Regions from separate parts of the Homo sapiens genome. Here region 1 is linked to region 2. A link is a contact called in ENCODE Hi-C or POLR2A ChIA-PET data. All regions are on one chromosome and are shown on one strand. Each heading gives the region's core, a stretch centred on a gene start or an enhancer-like site at or near the end of the contact. The rest is flanking DNA. Distances are from core to core; before and after follow the strand shown.

Region 1 (7,695 bases), core at 272-2,771, 45 kb after region 2:
CTTCCTACAGTTGGGAAATTCCCTACCTTACGAGTTTGGGAATAGGGAGTATCAGAGCCTGACTCCCATTTTTGAGGCTTCAAAGGCCAGAAGCTGGTTCTCTCAGTTTTGCTTAAAATCACGGCATGGGTACGTGGCCAAAACTTAGCCAATCGGGACATTCTGGGGCTTTCAATTAGAAGCTAGTGCCCAAGACAGCAGGGACTCCAGAGAGGCTGACACATTTGGGTTTCAGGAACTGCAGGGATGTACAGAGGCAGGCAGTGTCCAGGGCAGGGGGTGGTGGACAATACAGCATCCACGTTTACCAAGTTCAGCAGTGGCGTGGAAGAGGCTCCGTGGGCTGGTTCTGTTGTGTGATGCCCACTGTATTACAGTTGCTGTGCCTCCCTTTATGCTTGTCCGTTTTGTCAGCTTTGTACTCCTGCCTTCCTGGTCATTCTGTGAGCTCTCCAATAGCCTTTCAACACATTCTTTTTTTTTTTTTTTTTTTTTTTTTTGCTTAAATCAGCCAGTTTCTGTTGCTTGCAACTAAGAACTCACGATGTTAGCAGAGATCATGTTTGTCTCATTCGACGCTGTCAAAAAGGTTTTGAACATAATCTATTGCACCTCTGTCCTACAGACTGAGAGTTCCTCGAAACAGCCACTTTACTCAATCATGTTTATACCCTTAGTGTTAAGTGCCGGAAGAATATGTACTAAATGAATGAATGGACTGGGCTGAAGAGCAATGATTTACCAACACTGGTTATAGTTCATGCAGCCCCTTGACCTAACTGAACACAGCATTATTACAAATAAGACATGGTCCCAGCTTTCAGGACCTCTTAGATGAGGAGCGAAAGGCAGGTAAACGGATTTTCACAATGCCAGGTGAGAAGTGCTGTAACAAAGGTTATGTACAGAACAGAAGGCAACCAATTCCCAGACACGGGTCAGAGAAGACTCTCCAGAAGTACCAACTGTATGCAATCTGTTAAGTTAGTGGACGAGAGGCCAAATCGGTGCAGACCGAGCAGCCGGTGCAAAGGCCAGGAGGGGGAAAGCTCCAGGCAGCCCGAGAGGGCACCGTGGCCCGGGCAGGGCCGGGCAGTGGGCGCAGCGGAGGAGGTGGACCCGCCCAGGAGGCGGAAGCCGCGTCCTAGTACCCTCATCAAGAAGAACTGCATTCCTGGCCCGATCGGCCACGTGTGCCCCCGAGGAAGCGCCTTCTGGGCATCCCGGCCCCGGCGTGGGTAGCGCGGGAGGGGGCACTCACCTGCAGGCGGGCCACACAGAAGAACGCCGCCGAGGGGTTTCGGAGGTGGATCCTCTCTGTCAGCAGGTTGCTGCCGTAGGCAAAGTACAGAAAACTCTCCTCATCTGGACCCGTGACGTCCTTGCAGCCCGAGTTGGCCATATCCCACTACGCCCCTGCACTGGAGCCTGAAGCAGAGTGTAAGGAACGGCCAGAGAGCGCAACACTGGGGCCCACTACCCCGGCGCAGTGACCGCCGCGCGGCAGCCTCAGGGTTAGGGGACTGGCGGGAAGCGTGGGCCGGTCGAGTCAGGAGCGAGCGCTCTCCTGATTGGCTGCCGGTCCCCACCGACCTGAGTCGCCCCCTTTGATTGGCCATCCCCACGGCCTTCCCTCCGCCTTCCGCCGAGACTCAGAAATAGTCTGTCCTGAAGCAATCCGGCGCTGGCTCCTCATTGGACACGACCTACTGATGTCCCGCCCCTCCTTGCTCAAGGCTTCCTCTGATTGAGGGGTGGACAGGCACTCCTCACAGGCGGGTCGGGTCCCATGGACACTGGCTGAAGGTCGTGGCGCGTGACTGGTTTCTTCGCTCTGGGGTGCTTGTGTGTGGTTCTTTGGTACTTTCTGTGCCTTAGGAAGTTCTGGTCAGATCTGAGGCGAAACAGCGGCCCAGGCGACTCCATCAACGGCTCCCTCATCCGGCAGCTCGCCGGGTCCTGCCTTCCTGGCCTAGAGGAGTCGGGCAGGACGGGTCCGTTCACCCTTTCTGCTGGTTCCGGCACCCCCAGCACTGGTCATCAATCTGACCCCTTTCCACGGACCCGTCGCCTGCTGGAGCGGCCCCTCTGAATGCTTGGGACTCCCTTCCCTGTTACATGGAAGTTACATGCCTGGGCTTAAATCCCGACGCTGCCATTTACTAGCCAAGTAACTTTGGGCACCTCTGGTCTCCGTTTCCTCTTTTTAAAAATCGGGATCATAATATAAGTTAGGGTCACAGTAGAAACCCCTATATTGTGTTTTGGTTACCCCCTCCCACACACACACACATCCTGGGTGTATTTTTTAAAACCTATATTGTTAACTTTTGAATGAACATAAGGGCATAGGAACATTGTCTATCCTTGACACCCAGCTATTAATCTCTAAATACCACCCCCCACTAAAAGGTACCAAGTGATCCTTCGAGAAATGACTGATGCCAGGTCAGGAGCTAGGAGTGAATGAGGACAACTTGGAACATCTTGTGTCAGAAGCTCAGGACGCCTCTCAAGACGAACGAGGTCCTTCTAAAAGGACATGGGAACCAGCCTGAAGTTGCCCACTGGCCAAAATTAGAACAATTTGAGAATCAAAAATAACAATGACTGCAAACTGAAAAATGATTGGAAACTTTAAACATAAAAAAGCCATTCCCCCCAAAGAGTAATCCAAATTAAAAAAAAAACTATAACTTCATTTGCCACACTATTGGTGGTGACTATTACACCAACTTTACTCTGCAAAGTGATAATTTAAGAAAACAAACAGGTATTCCGCCTTTCTAGTAGCAGCTGTATTTCGGGGTAACTGAAATACAGCTGATGACGAGCATCAGTTGATGAGGAAACAGTTCTCTTTACAAAAGTATGCCAACTAAGTCATCCTAAATGAATAATGGAATTTTATAATTGATTCATGCCAGGATCATCAGTGATATCATTTGGTGAAAAGGTGATAGGGAACAGGATATTCACTTGATGCCAAATTACTCCCTGAGGATTACTGCTGGTTACAATTTATTTATTTTATTTTTATTTTTTTGAGACAGAGTCTCACTCCGTCGCCCAGGCTGAAGTGCAGTGGTGTGATGTCGGCTCACTGCAAGCTCCGCCTCCCGGGTTCACACCATTCTCCTGCCTCAGCTTCCTGAGTAGCTGGGACTACAGGCACCCGCCACCATGCCTGGCTAATTTTTTGTATTTTTAGTAGAGACGGGGTTTCACCATGTTGGCCAGGATGGTCTTGATCTCCTGACCTCGTGATCTGCCCGCCTCGGCCTCCCAAAGTGCTGGTGTGTCCGGAATTGTGGGTTCTTGGTTTCACTGACTTAAAGAATGAAGCCGCTGACCCTCGCGGTGAGTGTTACAGTTCTTAATGATGGTGTGTCCGGAGTTCGTTCCTTCAGATGTTCAGATGTGTCTGGAGTTTCTTCCTTCTGGTGGGTTTGTGGTCTCACTGACTTCAGGAGTGAAGCTGCAGACCCTCGCGGTGAGTGTTACGGCTCTTAAAGGCGGTGCATCTGGAGTTGTTCATTCCTTCTGGTGGGTTTGTGGTCTTGCTGACTTCAGGAATGAAGCTGCAGACCTTCATGGTGAGTGTTACAGTTCATAAAGGTGGCTCGTCCAGAGTTGTTCATTCCTCCCATCCGGAGTTGTTTGTTCCTCCCGTCCAGAATTGTTCGTTCCTCCTGTCTGGAGTTGTTCCTTCCTGTGGGTTCATGGTCTCGCTGGCTTCAGGAGTGAAGCTGCAGACCCTCGCGGTTGAGTGTTACGGCTCTTAAAGGCGGTGCATCTGGAGTTGTTCATTCCTTCTGGTGGGTTTGTGGTCTTGCTGACTTCAAGAGTGAAGCTGCAGACCTTCATGGTGAGTGTTACAGTTCATAAAGGTGGCACGTCCAGAGTTGTTCATTCCTCCCATCCGGAGTTGTTCGTTCCTCCCGTCCAGAATTGTTCGTTCCTCCCGTCTGGAGTTGTTCCTTCCTGTGGGTTCATGGTCTCGCTGGCTTCAGGAGTGAAGCTGCAGACCTTCGTGGTGAGTGTTACAGCTCATAAAGGCGGTGCGGACCCAAAGAGTGAGCAGCAGCAAGATTTAGTGCAAAGAGTAAAAGAACAAAGCTTCCACAGCCTGGAGGGGGACCCAAGTGGGTTGCCCATGCTGGCTCTGGTGGCCTGCTTTTATTCCCTTATTTGGCCCCACCCACATCCTGCTGATTGGTCCATTTCACAGAGAGCTGATTGGTCTGTTTTGACAGAGCCCTGATTGGTGTGTTTACAAACCTTTAGCTAGACACAGAGCACTGATTGGTGCATTTACAATCCTTTAACTAGACAGAAAAGTTCTCTAAGCCTCCTACCTGGTTAGCTAGACACAGAGCCCCGATTGGTGCACTTAAAAACCTTTAGCTATACACAGAGTGCTGATTGGTGCGTTTACAAACCTTTAGCTAGGCACAGAGTGCTGATTGGTGCGTTTACAATCCTTTAGCTAGACAGAAAAGTTCTCCAAGTGCCCACCCGACCCAGAAGCCCAGCTGGCTTCACCTGTCACTGGGATTACAGGCGTGAGCCACCGCGCCTGGCCTACTGCTGGTTACATTTTTACAACACAGGGAAATCTTGCCCCTCCTACCTTAACCCAGAACAATCTTATCACCATAAAAGTGGCCCAGCCTGACATTAAATATCTCCCAATTTGATGCAATATGAAGCTCCAGCATCATCTATGAAGTATTCTTTCCAAAAAATTTTAACCTCAACATCATCAAGCCTTTAAATCTATCTTCCTGTCTCAGGAACTGCAAGGATAGAAGAATAAAATTACAACAGGAGAAAACAACCAGAAAAACCCAGAATAAATGGTGGAACACCCTACTGAACACATGGCCCAGTGTCTTCAATAAGTCAGTGTCATTAAAAAGAAAAAAAGCAGCACTGAGGGATGGCTGCTCTAGATTAAAAGAAATTTTAAAAATGTGGCTGGGTGTGGTGGTTCACACCTGTAATCCCAGCAATTTGGGAGGCTGAGGCAGGCAGATCACAATGTCAAGAGATGGAGACCTTCCTGGCCAACATGGTGAAACCCCATCTCTACTAAAAATACAAAAATTAGCTGGGCATGGTGGCATGCCTCTAGTCCCAGCTACTCGGGAGGCTGAGGCAGAAGAATTGTTTGAACCTGGGAGGCAGAATTTGCAGTGAGCCAAGATCACGCCTTTGCACTCCAGCTTGGCAACGGAGCAAGACTCCATCTCAAAAACAAACAAACAAACAAACAAACAATAACCAAATGTATGGCTTGTCCTCTGTTGATTCTGGTTTAATAAGCCAGATATAAAAGATATTTCGGGGACAACTGAAGAAATTTGAGTTTTCACTGGGGCATTAGGTGATATTAGGCAATTGTTATTAGGTGTGATAATGGTATTGTGCTTCGGTAGAAAAATGTCTCTATTTTTAGACATGTATACTGGCATATATAGGGTTGAAATATTTGATACCTATATTTTAAGATAATTCAGAACAAAAAAATACAGAAAGTGTTAAATGTTAAATGTAGTGATGTACATGGATGTTCATTATATTTTTAATGTATATATGTTTGAATATTTTCATGTTAAAAAAAGAACAAGGAAAAAGGTGATATATGGAAAGCCCTTGCCATGTAGTGAGCACTCAATAAGCAATAGCATTATTATTATTATACAATCTGCAAATAGGAAGATTATTGTGGGATCTGCCCCGCAGCCCGCAATGCAATGGGGCTCTTTCCTTGTTCACGGGCAGATCGGCAGGTCGAGAAATAATAGACGCACACAAGATAGTGAAAACTGGGTCCAGGGGGGGTCACCATCTTCTGGTCCCGTGGTGCCGCCAATGCACTGGATATACCAGCATTTATTATTAAGTTTAGTGAGGTCAGGGGTAGGTTAGTGAGGGATTTAGGGTCGTTTGATTATGAGGTGAGATAGTCACATGGAGATGAAGTAATTCTTTAACATAACATCTATATGCAGAAGTACAGTATACAGAGATAAGAATTTACATCAGTCATTTCTAACAGAGCCTTGAAACAGAAACACAGTCTGTCCATAACCTATGATTAGCAAGATATTAATCAGCAGTAACTGTTGCAGCAAAAGCTGGTTACAAACAATCCATGGAAACAGGACGTGAAGCTAGACAACCGGTTAGACCAGAAATTCTCAGAAGGGAGTATGCCTTAACCCTAAAGAGGCCTAGAAGAGCCATGGCAAGATGAGGGTGTTTGTAGCCCTATCTTATCCATATGAACAGGTGCCCCTCATGCATCTGCTTATAGGCTCTCCACAAGCGTTGCATTCCATTCCCAGAGCTCTGAACATCTGCTTTTCTGGGATAGGAATCTTGGTGATGTGAAACCTCCCTGACTGCACGTCTGTTCATAGGCTCTCTGCAGGGGGAAGCACATCACGCGCTGTTGGCTCATTCTGGCAGCCCAACCTGGCATTGTCTTTACACAATCCTGCATGCAACTTTGTATTTACAATAACCAGGAGCATTTCATCTTTTATTCTGTAGCAGTAGTTTCAGGGGGTCTCCCTACAGAAGATAATACCTCCTCCCACCCCTCAAACATCTAGGCAGAACTTGAAATACATACTTGGTCATTTCAGGGAGCAAGTTGCTTTTCCTGGCAAATCATATTCTATTACACCATAAATTCTCAAGGGTCCTATTTTAGAGCACTGCAATTTAAAATGTCTTGCTTTTCAACTGCTCTTAAGAATCTAAAATGTGCTTATTATTTAATTATTGTTACAGATATTTAATTTCTCTTCCTATACTTCTTGCTAATTACTTAATTTCATGACAATTGATTTTTCTCAAGACTATTTTGCAAAAATATTCATAAGTTTAGCATTGATATTACCCTCAACGCTGAAAATCTTTCCTTACTCCAAGCACTTATTTATTTAGCTTCCCCACATAGATGGCAGTGTACTGACCCAGGTTGGCCAGCAAGGGGCAGTAGGTAACAAAGTTACCTACACAAAGTTGTGTTTTTGTGTTTGTTTTTTCAAATTTAACCAAAGCCAGGTTAATATTAGTTAACATTCATTGAGCACTTCTGAAATGCCAGGCACTGGCCTAAATTCTTAAATGTATTAGCTCATTTAATCCTGAAAATAGTCATATATGGAAAGTACTGATATTATTCTCCTTTTACAGTGAGGAAACAGGCATAGTAGGTCAACTAACTTGCCCCAGGTTGTAGTTAGCAATGACTGAAGCAGAGATTCAGCCATGCAGTCTGACTCTAAGTCACTACTGGGTGCTGCTTCTCAAATTTCTAACAATTGTAAAACCTTGGTGCTCTAGATATATCTAGTTATTAATAGCCCACTTTCAAGTACAATCATTATCTACAAGATTATTAAATAATGATTATAGCCTTCAATCACTTGATAATAAAGACAATGAGATCAGATTTCTTCTTAATGTCATCTTTTATTTTTATTTTTTGAAGCAAGGCCTTGCTCTGTCTCCCAGGCTGGAGTGGTGCAATCATGGCTCACTGCAGCGTCGACCTTGCAGGCTCAAGTGATCTTCCCACTTCAGTTTCTTGAATAGCTGGGACTACAGTTGCAACACATCTGGCTAATTTTTGTATTTTTTGTAGAGATGGGGTTTTGCCATATTGCCCATGGCTGG
Region 2 (7,189 bases), core at 1,896-4,395:
CCCGGGGCACCTTGTCAGGCTGGGTGGGGCAGGCACACACAATCTCCGCATCTTCGGCCGAGAAGTAGTCATTCTTCAGCAAGTTGTCCACCAGACACTGAGTATTGCGGATGTGAGTGACCAGAAGTTCCCGATTGCTTTTCAGTAATTGAATGTGGGGGTGAGACTCTGATGGGATTATTTCCATCTCACTGTGGCCCTGCTCTTCCATAGTTAAAGTAGCAAGCGGCTACTTTTCCCAAATTCATCTTCAGCTGCGTGTGTCCTCTCAGCAGAAGGGCAATCAGGATTCAGGCCGCGCCCTCCAGGGCCCCTGCTACTCTGCGCAGCCCCTGAAGAGATCAATGACATCATCAGCAAAGCAAAAGCTACAGAAAGAGCTCACCCCACCTCCCACTGGTTGTGGGGTTTCTCTACCTAGAGCAGGAAGGAACCATGCTTAAGACCTTTATCTGGCCAGGCAAGTTGGCTCATGACTGTAATCCCAGCGCTTTGGGAGGCTGAGATGGGTAGATAGCTTGAAGTAAGGCCAGTAGTTTGAGACCAACCTGTGCAACATAGTGAGACACCCATCTCTACAAAAATAAAAAAAATTAGCCAGGCATGGTGGCGCACCTGTAGTCCCAGCTATTGGGGAGGCTAAGGCAGGAGGATCACATGAGCACAAGAGTTCAAGGCTGCAGTGAACGATGATCACACCACTGCACTCCAGCCTGGGTGACAGAGCAAGGCCCTGTCTCTAAAAAAACTTTTATCTTAGATGCATTAAAGAAAAAAAATCATAATTTAATTGTTTGCACTTGAGGGTTACATCTCTAGGGTAGGTGACCAGAGATAGCCAACTCTTTTTTATTTTTAAATCAAAACATCTTTATTATTACTATAAAGCAAAAGTGTGCTTTGATCCTATACTGGGATAGAGATGGAAAGGTGTTTATTTTACATAATAAGGTTAACAGGGCTTGGAGGTTTCTGCATTCCCCAAGCAGGGAACAGGCCCAGAACTGAGAAAGAAAGACCTGTGGGGTTTGGTGGGAGACGGTCTCAGCACAAAATAGCCTGAGAAGAGAGACAGCAGCATGAAGTCTCCTGTGGTAGCCAGAGGCAAGGAACCTGCGGACGGTGATGTCTCAGTCACTGTTGCCCATTTTGGGTTGTGCTATAACCTCTTCCCCCGTGTCCTTGACCTTCAGCAAAGTCTGTTATACACAAGCACCCTGGGAAAGGAGGGAAAAGCAATAGCCCATGTGGCATGAAGTGGGACAGAGGGAGGGCAGAGGGGCAGGAGGAAGAGGGAGAGCCGGCACAGAGTTCCTGGGATTAGATTCCCAAGAGAGGTATCTCTCTGGAAACCCTTGAAAACCTGGTACAAGTGCTGAGTTTCTTGTCTGGGTAGGAACAGGGACCCAGGCTATTTTATTTGGGCATTAAAAAACATTTGGGTTCATCTGAGTTATCCCAAAATTGCACTCACTACCTTCCTTGTAACAATAACAGCAAAAAATAATAATTTTTTAAAAAAATCCCACAGAAGATCCTTCAGCCTCTTCTTGTCCAGGAATACTTGCGTGTGTAAAATGATCTTGGAAGTGGAAAGGCCTGGAATTGGCCACTTTGTCGTTTGTCTAGGCAGGAAAACTCATGCATTTCAGAGAGAGAGTAAAAAAAAGGTTTTTTTGTAGTTCAAAAAAAAGCTCATAGATCTTTTAACACTATCCACATCATTAATATGTTTCACAAGCCACATCTGTTAACATTCAGGTCCAGTGGTTCTCAATTTTTTTTCCACCAAGTGGCACATGAGTCTCCTGCTCTTTGACATGCTTCTATGTTTTCTTTTTTTAACCTATCAAATGCCAGACCCCACACAATAGCTTTCTTTTTAGAATCCAAATGATAGAGCAGGAAAGAGTAAAATTTAAAATTATCAGCAACAGAAGGGCAAGAGATCCTCACCAAAAAAATTTAAAGGTATGAAAATATTAGTTATTGTTCCAATAAAAGTTATTAAATACTAATCCAGCCTTTTCTTTTTTTTTTTTTTTTGACAGAGTCCCACTGTGTGGCTCAGGCTGGAGTGCAGTGGCACAATCTCGGCTCACTGCAACATCTGCCTCCTGAGCTCAAGCAATTCTCCTGCATCAGCCACCCGAGTAGCTAGAACTACAGGCGGGTGCCACCATGCCCAGCTAATTTTTGTATTTTTAGTAGAGACAGGGTTTCACCACGTTGGCCAAGCTGGTCTTGAACTCCTGACCTCAAGTGATCTGCCCACCTCGGCCTCCCAAAGTGCTTGGATTACAGGTGTGAGCCACCACACCCGGCTATTTTCCATGGCAGTCAATTCTATGACCCACTTTAGGATCCTTAGCTTTAGAAAATCGGTTCATTTAAAGCATACCAGCTGACAATATTAAATTTAAATTAGCAGTTAATAATACCTTTTTAAGTTTCTGGCATCATTCTTTGAAGTTAGAATATTTTAAAACAACATTGTTTAAATCTTCAATTTCCAATTTATTTCTGGAATCTGCAAAATCAAAGAAAGACTTAAAAAAATTATTGTGGCACATGGTGAATGAATGAATAAAATTGGCAAGAGAATAATTTTAAAATCTAGTACTCCCAGGTATCAGACTACTCTCTGTACCTTCTTCTTTTAGGACAGTGTTTTCTAAATGTTCAACGTCCCCACCATAGTCACTTTTTTGTTGTTCTTGCCATAATTGAGTCACACCTGTCCTTTATTTGCTTAACCTTTTGCTTTCAATTGAGTTTTGAAAACTCTAATAATTTTAAAGGAATGTAATGTCACCATTAGAAACAGAAAAAAAATATCCTTTGCAATACATAGAAAGTAACACAAAAATTAATTCACCAGAAATACCACAATGTTACTGTATTCCAGCTAGTCCTGCTGCCTGGAAAGGCTCCAGGGTTGGGGCCTGTTTTCTCTCGGAAGCATTTGAGAGATGTTAAAGACACAGTAGCACAGAATTGAGACTTTCTCTTTAAGATCATCACAAGGCTGAGAGAAAACTGGAAAGAAGTCACTTCTCACTTTGTGATTCAGCATTTTGCAATGCCATGCTCCATTCTTTAGAAAGCTGGGAAGGGGTGTTGCACAGCTTCCTTCATCCCTCCTTTCCCGACCTTTGCCCGCCTACCACGAGGGGCCCGTTTTACTCACTGCTTCTGTCTCTTCCAAGCCTGCGATTCCCATAAAAACAGCAACTTGTCTTCCCAGATGTTTTCTGTAATCGCCGCCACAATCTCCACCTCTTGCCATCAAAGGCAGAAACCGAAGGAAAGTCTCCTGACTTACAATCACCTAAATAAAGCAATATATTATATGACAGCCATCTGGCAAGGAGGCTGCTTTATAATGTCCAGAGCCCTGGCTGAAGATTTAATCAGGTGTGCAGAGTTAGCTCAATTCAGCAAGAACTTAACAAGGTATGGATGTTGGAAGGGAAAGCAGAGAAACTGAACTCTGCCTTGGTAAACAGAATCTAAGGGTAGACCAAAACCATACCATGGGAGACTGGAGATCAATTCGAAGTTCATGGGCACTTATTACCAGAAACACCAGACAGCCAGAGATCTGCTGGCCCTGGGGGGCAATCCTTTCCTTTCTTTGCTTGGTAAAGGGTGGGTCCAGTTGATGAAGACGGTCTGGTCCTCTCTTCCAGGCAAAGAGAGGACGGAGATTGGGCTGGGGCCAGGTATCTGGGAGCTGGGTCTGCTCTCCTGGGTGGAGCTTTCCCAGGCCAGTGGTGCAGACCAATGGGGACTGAAGTTGGAGATCCTGGTAAGACAGCTCCAGGGATACCCAAAGGAAAAAACCAAGCTAATGGAGGCAGCCAGAAAACAGGACACACCGCAGAACAAAAGATGGATCACCAAGTGGAAAAATGAAGCAGAGGAGATCGGAGGAGGGTGAGTCCACCACCAAAAGCCATCTCCTGAGGCAAAGGCAGGTGGGGGTAGAGCCTGTGGGCAGTGAGGGAGCCCCGAAGGGAGCTGGGGGTTGCACAGGCATTTCCTCTCAACCGCTCTTCTTTCTAGCTTTCTGCCCTCAGAGAGGGTTAGTTTCCAGGGTAAGGGAATCCCAGGGGCAATTCACCACTCCGGGCTCCTCACAGAAACCAGTGCCCAAGTCCCCTCCTGCAATGTGATCTTCCAAACTAAAGAAAAGGTCTGCAGAGCCTCCAGGAGAAGATTCAGGGAAGCTGCTCTGGTGAAAAGGAAGCAGGGATTGCAGGATGGCGGATCTTCAAAGGGAAAAAGGAGACCATAGAGCAGCTCTGTTGAATTGAAATATGACACAGCTTTCCTAGTAATTTAAAACTTTCTAATAGCCACACTAATAAAAGTAAAAATGGACAGGTGAAATTAATTTCAATGATATATTTTAATTCTAATACACTCAAAATATTTCAGTATGTCATCCATACAAAATTTATTTATTATTATTTTTTGAGATGAAGTCTCACTCACTCTGTCGCCCAGGCTGGAGTGCGGTGGCGCAATCTCGGCTCACTGCAGCCTCCGCCTCCCAGGTTCAAGCAATTCTCCTGCCTCCGCCTCCTAAGTAGCTGGGATTACAGGTGCACACCCCCATGCCTGGCTACTTTTTGTATTTTTAGTAGAGACAGGGTTTCATCATATTGCCCAGGCTGGTCTTGAACTCCTGGCCTCAAGTGATCCTCCCACCTCAGCCTCCCAAAGTGCTGGGATTACAGGTGTGAGCCACTGCACCCAGCCCATCAACAAAAAATTTATTAATGAGATAGTTTACATTCTTTTTCTTCATACTATGGCTTGGAAACCTGGCATGTGTTTTAATCGCACATCTCAGTTTGGATCAACCACATTTCCAGTGCTCAAGAGCCACATGCGGCCAGGGGCTACTCAAGTGGACAGTGCCACTCCAGGGCAATCACTAAAAGCTAGGGTGTTGAGACATCAGAGTTCCTGCCTGCTGCCCTTCCATTTGAAATACTGATGCCAGGAATGATCTTTGTTGTTGTTGTTGTTGTTGTTGAGACGGAGTCTCGCTCTGTCACCCAGGCGGGAGTGCAGTGGCACAATCTTGGCCCACTGCAAGCTCCGCCTCCCGGGTTCACGCCATTCTCCTGCCTCAGCCTCCCAAGTAGCTGGGACTACAGGCACCTGCCACCATGCCCAGCTAATTTTTTGTATTTTTAGTAGGGACGCGGTTTCACCGTGTTAGCCAGGATGGTCTTGATCTCCTGACCTCGTGATCCACCCACCTCGGCCTCCCAAAGTGCTGGGATTACAGGTGTGAGCCACCGTGCCTGGCCAGGAATGATCTTAATTGGCTTTTCAGATCAGTTTCATCGGCAACTCAGTGAGACAGAGGTTAAAGACGTGAGGTCACTGAAAATTCTGCAAACTCAGGAAGAAAATACACACTGGACCTACTGGTTTATACTCAATGTAAAATTCTCTTCACTGCTGCATACAATTTTGCAGCTTTGCATCCTTGCAAAGATAGAGAGTAAGATACAAAAATGCTGTTGATGTTTGGTGAGTCAGGACTCTCCTATACCACTGGTGGAAATGTAAATCTGTGGAAGTCTCTGGAAAGTCCTTTGACACAATATGTGTCAACAGACTCTGAAAACTTTCTATTTAGTAACTTCCCCTTCTAGAAACCCGCCTTTTGAAAAGAATCAGGGGTTCTGATGGGTTTTTTTTTTTTTTTTGCTGTTTTTTCTTTTTAAACAAGGGACTTCCAGTCCTGGCTATAATAGAATAACTTGTAGCTCACACAGAGGACAACTGCTGGTGAATGGATTGACAAAGTATAGCATATTCATACAGTAGAACACAATTCAACAATAAATGCCAATGAAACAAGAATCCATCATGAATGAGTGTCACAGATACTACACTGAGTGAGAGAAGCCAGACTCAAAAGAGTACTTAGGGCTGGGTGCAGTGGCTCACGCTTGTAATCCTAGCACTTTGGGAGGCCAAGGCAGGTGGATCACTTGAGGCCAGGAGTTCGAGACCAGCCTGGCCAACATTGTGAAACCCTGTCTCCACGAAAAATACAAAAATTAGCAGGGCATCGTGGTGCACACCTGTAATCCCAGCTACTAGGGAGGCTGAGGCAGGAGAATTGGTTGAATCCGGGAGGCGGAGGTTGCAGCGAGCCAAGATCGTACCATTGCACTCCAGCCTGGGTGACAGAGTGAGACTCCATCTCAAAAAAAAAAAAAAAAAGATTTCATGCATATGATTCTGAAAATCTGATCTAGAAATCAGATCAATGGTTTCCTGAGGCAGGGGGCAGATGGGAGTGGGGGAGAAATTGACTGCAAAGAGGAATAAGGAAAATTTCTGGGGAGATAGAAATGTTCTGTGTCTTGATTGCATGCTTGCTCTCTCCCTTGTATACAGTCACATATGTGTGTGTATGTATATATATGAATATACATATAGATACATACGACTTGTCAAAAGTCAGCAACCCATATGCTTGAAATCTGTGAATGTTATTGTATGAAATTACACTTCCATGAAATTGATTTTCTTTTAAGGAAAGGCAAAATAAAGTTTTTCCAGACAAAAACTGAGACTTTGTTGCTACCGTATCTGCACTAAAATGAACACTAAATAGAGTTTTTCAGGTAGAAAAAAAATGATCCCAAGACAAAAACAAAAATGATGAGCAACAGGAAGTGTTCATAAGCTGGGAAACAGAAATGGGTACTAACCGAACTATATTATATTAATATCTCGTGAGGTCACCAGGACCCCTCAGGAAATGATTGACCTAGAAAGGAGTCTCACCTCCTGGAGAGCAACCAGGACTCTGTCCCTGAATCCTGGGGTGGCCCCAGAGAAACCACAGATACACACTCACTCAGTGTCACTTTCACCGCAGGCTTCTTTCTTTCCTTGCACTGTCCCAGGGGACCTTGAGCGGAGATGTGCATTTCTTATAACTGAGATGCTAAGATTAAAAAAAAAAAAACATTTTATAAAGATGTTCTCCACATGTACCTTTCTATGTTTTAATAACTTTTTCTGTAAGTATAAAACAATACCTGCTCACTGTAGAAAACTTGGGAAATGCAAAAAAAAAAATTAGAGGAATAAATTAAGTTCCCTATTATCCACATGCAATAACCACTATTCTCATTTTGGAGCACTT

Evidence for each region. Hi-C counts contacts between places; a loop is a spot of excess contacts on that map. ChIA-PET counts read pairs that join two places held with the same protein, here RNA polymerase II (POLR2A). Pooled maps may share reads with other maps.
Region 1: a loop to region 2 is called in a map of PC-9, with 6 times the contacts of the local background. The contact joins the promoter of GGCT here to the enhancer-like site in region 2. A Hi-C loop is called at or near these places in 10 of 168 maps with a recorded cell type or tissue (B cell, GM12878, PC-9 and 7 more), 2 of 37 single-sample maps with no recorded cell type and 13 of 50 pooled maps. POLR2A ChIA-PET finds 5 or more read pairs at or near these places in 8 of 52 experiments (H1, IMR-90, MCF 10A and 5 more).

The regions. Positions count from the first base shown.
Region 1 is chr7:30,503,308-30,511,002 of GRCh38, forward strand. GGCT (gamma-glutamylcyclotransferase) reads right to left here and starts at 1,522. Exons shown (of 4, transcript NM_024051.4): 1 at 1,262-1,522. The coding sequence starts at 1,402. RefSeq lists enhancers at 730-1,609, 1,258-1,467, 1,610-2,488, 1,908-1,997 and a silencer at 928-1,107.
Region 2 is chr7:30,456,711-30,463,899 of GRCh38, forward strand. NOD1 (nucleotide binding oligomerization domain containing 1) reads right to left here. Exons shown (of 14, transcript NM_006092.4): 2 at 3,191-3,331; 3 at 2,442-2,530; 4 at 11-332. The coding sequence starts at 211. Among named protein-coding and RNA genes, the nearest start is that of NOD1, 18 kb to the right of the region's middle. Within about 2 kb of position 3,146, at least 15 of the 41 ENCODE cell types and tissues checked have a DNase peak (open chromatin) inside an H3K27ac peak, as active enhancers do; they include PC-9, ascending aorta, endothelial cell of umbilical vein and 2 more, where a contact is called at or near this core.